2 separate regions of the Homo sapiens genome follow, and region 1 is linked to region 2. The links are chromatin loops, found by intact Hi-C in ENCODE. Cell type or tissue: HCT116. All regions are shown on one strand. Each heading gives the region's core, and the rest is flanking DNA. Links, peaks and the distances in the headings are about the cores only. Region 1 overlaps EXOSC7 (exosome component 7). Region 2 has its middle 20 kb from the start of ZNF852.

Region 1 (2,914 bases), core at 247-2,746, 460 kb after region 2:
TGAGGAACTGTAATTTGCTTTCTTTTTCATCTCCTTCATTACCTTCTACCTCATTCATTTTAGGCAGACCAAAGACATTCAGCCCAACCACACCAAAGAGAGGGTGTTGCCCTCAGATGCTTGGTATAGGGGATACGTTTCATTGTGGCTCTGTGTCTAAATATGACTCCAAGTTAGCCTGCTGCTCTTATCCCTTTCTTGTCCCAGCTGTAAAGGATGAGTGACTCTAGTGTGAGAGGATTCTTTGAGTTGCCTCTTCCCAAGATCTGGCTTCTAGAAGTAGCCTATCTTTCCTGGCTTAGAGTGGCTGCCTGCTGGTCTCTTTTCCTCCTCTGTGGGTCTCAAAAGGATCCCCACAGGCCCAAGAGCTCCAGTATCTAGGTAGTTCTCCTGAATTGATTTCTCAAGATGGACAGTCTCAAAGTGGCACACTTTACCTTCTTTAAGTGGCTCAGCTAATGTAATCAGCCGGGCAAGTAGAATCACCATGAGAGAGTCACAAAACCCCATTTCCTACAGAGATGGGAGAGGTTACCAAGCACTGATCGCTGCCACCTGTATCAGAACCTCAATTGAGTCTTCAAGGAGCATAATTATTTTAATTGCATAAACAAGTGTGTCCTTTTATTCTGAATCAGTGAATAGGAATGGCTTCTGGACACCCGTGGATGTGCCCAGCAATAAGGGTGCCACACACCCACTCCCACCTGGACTCCAGGCATAGGGCCTCTGCTGGAGAGCTCAAGGCATTTGCCTATCCACAGGCTGAAACATAGTTGCTGCCCAGTGGAAGGAAATAAATTGGTGGTGATGGTGGTGGTGATGGTGGTGAGGGTTTCTTCTGCTGCTCTGAGTCTAGTTTGATTTAACTTCTTGTTAGCAACTTCCAGTTTTAATTAAATTGCCAGGGGTAGAGAGGTCTCAGAAAACTAATTGATTTTCTGCCAACCCATTTCACTTGGTTTTGTCTACTTGGGATGATAATACATGGAGCCAAGATAGACACTGTCGCCACCTCCATAATTTACCCTGTTTCTTGGGAATGACGAAAAATCTTTGATATAGCCCTCACAGCCCTTTGGAAAGACTGCTGCACTGACCCTGAGCCCTGTTCCAGAGATGCCTGGCAGCACTGTCACTAAACTGGGAGCAAAATCTGACCTTTTCATGTCTTTGGTTTGCTGGTTGTAGCTGAGAGTAGGCTATTTTAAATGAGAATTTGGAAACTTTAGGAAAAGGTGGTTTCTATCTAAAGCCCAAAGGAAGGGAAGATTTTAGTGAGCTGGTGTGTCACCCTGCGCTGCCACTAGGCGGCGAGCCATCAAGTTGCTTCTCAGTTCTCCGACCATTGTGTTGATGGGTTTAGGACTGTGGTTTAACCTCTTAGAGAGGCTTGGGTTTTTAACTAGGGGAGTTTAGGAGAACATTTTTCATTCATAAATGTTTCAGAATACTCCGCACTTGTCACTTCCCTTTGGGATCTTAACTATTTTTCAATGTGAACACTTGTATTTTTCACTAAAATTGAACCAGAATCTTCAAGCCTGCATTGGTGGTTGGAGTCACTATATCTGGGTTCCTTGCCTGCTTAGTGCTGCTAAAGGGGACACTGTTCCTGGCTGAGGGGCTGGGGGTGGGTACAAAGCAGAGAGGCAACCTGCAGAAGCCTTTTGAGGCTAATTGTAATCAAAGTCTCCCAAGCTGATGAGATAACTCTCGCAGACACTTCAAACAAAGGCTTGTGATGAAAACCTCAGAATATACTTACTATTGGTCTGGTACCCATTTACAGGGAGGCTTCTACAGGCTCAGACATGAGCACATGTACACTCAGAGGAATCAGCCTTAGGGCCTGTGTTGGGGCTAGATGACTACTGGAGGGGTAAGGCCCAGGTCAGCCCTGCCTAGGTACCCACTAGATCACTTTTTCTGCTGTGGGCCTGGCCTGACCTGGACGTAAGACTTCATAGATTTGTAGGCTAGATTGATTGCCAGGCAAGCAACAGTGGGCCCAGTGTCTAGAGTCCCTTTCCAGGTAGGCATGGCCTTGATCTCAGCCTACCCCAGTTAAACCAGAGATGTTCCAAGCAGGAGGGTAGAGGTGATGAGTCAGAAGGGGTGGAGAGCTGGGAGGGGTAGCATTCCCAGGATCTTAATTAGTTTATCCAGCTCAGTAAACAATTTCCCACAACTCTGGAAGAGGGACTGGTCATGCTTTATGAAGGGTCAGAATTGGTTTTGGTAAATGCAGAAAGCATTTGGTTTTATGCCCAAAAGACCAAGTGTGTACACCCCCCACTGAAGGAGTAGATTGTGATGCATATGAGCAGGCAGCTACAATTACCAGCCTGTGTTTTCTTTCTCTCTCTAACAGAGCAGAGCAGCTTTTTATTTAGGGCTTCCTTGGTCAACATTCCTTGACTCCAACATTTGTTGTCTAGTGATAAGTTCCAAGACCAAAGCATACATTCATTTCCCTGAGGCAAAAGGTAAAACCAAGGAAAGTGAACCTGACTAATGTTAGACTATAAACCAAGCTTGCCAAATTACAGATTCAAGGAGAGTACAGGGAAGCATAGAAGATAAGGGCCAGGCTGCCTGGGTTAGAATTTTAGCTTACCAGGCACAGTCATCATGTGGCCTTGGACAAATTACATAACCTCTCTGTGACTCAGTTTTCTTGTTTCTAGAATGGAATCCATACCTCCTAGGGTTGTTGTGAACATTAAATGAGTTAATACACCTAAAGTACTAAGAGTGGTGTCTAGCTCATGCTAAACATTAAAAAAAAAAAAAAAAAGATAAGGTCTCCCTTCTTGTAAAATGAGAGAGTTAGACCATCTGGGGTTTCACAGTGTCATCCCACAGGTCAGATCCCACCTGGGAGATTTTTGTTTCATGTAGGGATTTTTTT
Region 2 (2,914 bases), core at 110-2,609:
AGACTCTTTGATGGGCAGCAACGGCTGAGCTCCAGGTTAAAACTTGCCCATGCTCATTACATACATAGGATTTTTTTTCAGTATGCACTTGCTGATGTTGCCTAAGATATGAAATCTGGCTGAAAGATTTTCCACAGTTGGGCAAATCTTTCAGGGGAGTCTAGCCCCAGAATGTCTCCTCTGGTGGGGCATAAGGGATAGAGCTCAGAGTGAAGGACTTCCCACACTCACATTGACAGAACCTTACCCCACTGTGAATTCTCTCTCAATGATGAAAAGCTAGATGCAGGGGAACTCTACCACATTCACCATATTTACAGCTTTGCGTTCTATGGAAACCTTGTGATGTTGAACTAAGTTGGAGCTGGAACTGAATCTTTGTCCAAATCCCTTATATTTCTGGCCTCCCTAACTTGTGGAGATTTTTGTTTTTAATCCTTAGTTGTTTTCACATGAGATCTCTTGCTATTTATGTTCTTTCCTAAAGGATTTCCCTGTATCTTTTCTAAGTTGTTTTTCATTTCACAGGCTGCTCCAGATTCAAACATCTGTTTTTCCCCTGATATTAATGTCAGTGAATTTATCATCATATTCTGAACCAGAATCAACATCTTGCTCTGAGTTCTGTTCTAACCCTCTGCCAAGAATAGAAAAGGCAAATACAAGAGGCATACAGGAAAGTTACTAGAACACTAGTGGGGCCCTTTGAGAGGGTAGGTCAGAGACCATTGTGAGACTCAGTGCAGAGAAGATGGAATGGAGAGCACACCAAGGAGATGGGGTCAGCAAACCAACTACAAGGAATTGAACTCTTCGGTAGCAAACAAGGGAAGGCTAGCAGGTGATGAGGGAAAGCCAAGACAGGAACTCTCACAGTAGAGAACTGTACAGGGAGGAAAACTCTGTTTTCTCTTCCTGATGAGAAAGCTTACTTTGACAACTGCCCTTCCCACCCCCTTTCTAAAGTTCCCCAGCAAAAGAGAGGCCGTTGCTAATTGGATGAGTCAGAGTCCCAGACATTAGCTGGCCAACCTTATTTAGTGGACATGATAAATGTTTCTTTTAAAGCTGGGACCTTCATTGCCCTCTCTTTTTGTGACTTTGTTCTTCTGCTATGGGACAGGGCAGAGGGTAATAGCCTGAGATTTGGTTGCAGCCTCCAGAGGGCAGTAGAAGTCTTGCTTGAGTCTGATCTAAAAAGCAGGACAGCATATACTGATCTTCATGGTTTCTTGGTATGATTATTAATGGCAGACCCTTTCTTTCACTCATTTTTATTCTACAGAGTTTCCCAGTTTGGACAATAAATTATGGTCATCCAAGAGTCATGTCATCAAACTCATCTTCAGCAGAGGGCCTGAATTAGGGAAACAGGCACCAACTCAGTAATGATGAGATACAGTTGGTAAGTTCCATTTCCTAACAGGCTACTGTTCCTTGCATGGATCTCCTTTGGGAATTCAGCATGGAGGAAGTGGGACTGGCAGAGCAGGAGTCAGTCTTCCCGGATCCTTCATCAGAATATTTCATTTCTAATACAGGACAAGAGGAGTGATTCTCTGTTGGACTGGGAGGCCCAATAATTAAATGGGGGCAAGGGATGGAAATAAGAACATTCAAGGCCAGGCGTGGTGACTCATGACTGTAATCCTAACACTTTGGGAGGCTGAGGCAGGTGGATCACCTGAGGACAGGAATTCGAGACGAGCCTGGCCAACATGGTGAAAACCTGTCTCTACTAAAAATACAAAAATTAGCTATTCAGGAGGCTGAGGCAGGGAATTGCTTGAACCTGGGAGGCAGAGTTTGCAGTGAGCCTAGATTGCACCACTGTACTCCAGCCTGGGTGGCAGAGTAAGGCTGTCTCAGGAAAAAAAAAAAAAAAAAAAAAAAATTTGAAAGGAACACAGTCTTTGAAAGAATGAGAAACAATGCTTTCAATGGGGAGTGGGTACAGGCCATGAAGAGGGAGCTATCTCGCTGTGTCTTAAACCAGAAAGCTCTGCATGTGAGGTGGGCCCAGAAAAGATGAAGGTGACTCTAGAAAGACCCAGTGTGCCTACGGGTGTAAGCCTTCTAAGTCTCCCTGTTTCTGGTTTTTCCACTCAATTTTTACTGCACCAAAGAGCAGACAAGGAGGAATATAGGAGAGAAAGCATGGGCCATAAAAGACACTAATATAGTGTTACAAAGTCCAAGTCTATCCTTAATCACAATGTATACAAACATGTTATGTTTCCTCATTAAAAGGAAGGAGGGAGACAGAGAAGGGAGGAGACTTTTTACAAGAGATTTACCTACAATAAAACCAAACAATAGAAAAGGTTGAAAAGAAAGGAAGGAAAAAGGGTACACCAAGCAAGTTCTAACAACAAGAGAAAAAGCTGTGTAGAATTATTAATATGAGACAAAACAGACTCTAAGGCTAAGCATTTAATGGGCATAGAATGGAATATTTCATATTGATAAAAAACCAATAATCAATCCCTAAGTTGTCGAACAATGTCCAAGTCAGGAAACCTAGAAGTTACTCTTTTTTTCTTTTTTTTTGAGATGGAGTTTCCCTCTTGTTGCCCAGGCTAGAGTGCAATGGCACAATCTCGGCTCACTGCAACCTCCTCTGCCTCCTGAGTTCAAGCGATTCTCCTGTCTCAGCCTCCCAAGTAACTGGGATTACAGGCATACACCACCATGCCTGGCTAATTTTGTATTTTTAGTAGAGACAAGGTTTCACCATGTTGGCCAGGCTGGTCTCAAACTCCTGACCTCAAGTGATCCATCTGCCTCAGCCTCCCAAAGTGCTGGGATTACAGGCATGAACCACCACGCCCAGTCTAGAAGTTGCTCTTAATTCTCCACCCTCTCACATCTAAAACATCAGCAAGTCCAGTTTATTCTTCTTCCAAAATGCATT

Evidence for each region. Peaks named below come from ENCODE experiments on the same cell type or tissue, not always from the same donor. Only the 100,000 strongest peaks of a DNase experiment are listed, where the experiment ranks them.
Region 1: it touches region 2 in a loop (2.9-fold over the local background); 3 of 110 quality-filtered maps call a loop at or near these places.

What each region holds. Positions count from the first base shown.
Region 1 is chr3:44,991,463-44,994,376 of GRCh38, forward strand. All of the region lies in intron 3 of EXOSC7 (exosome component 7), which reads left to right. Among named protein-coding and RNA genes, the nearest start is that of EXOSC7, 17 kb to the left of the region's middle. In HCT116, for the core only: a CTCF peak has its summit at 1,305 (motif pointing right); no DNase peak of the experiment used is centred there; H3K27ac peaks cover 1,187 bases.
Region 2 is chr3:44,528,966-44,531,879 of GRCh38, forward strand. It overlaps the pseudogene LOC100419748. Among named protein-coding and RNA genes, the nearest start is that of ZNF852, 20 kb to the left of the region's middle. In HCT116, for the core only: a CTCF peak has its summit at 1,137 (motif pointing right); a DNase peak (open chromatin) is centred at 1,136.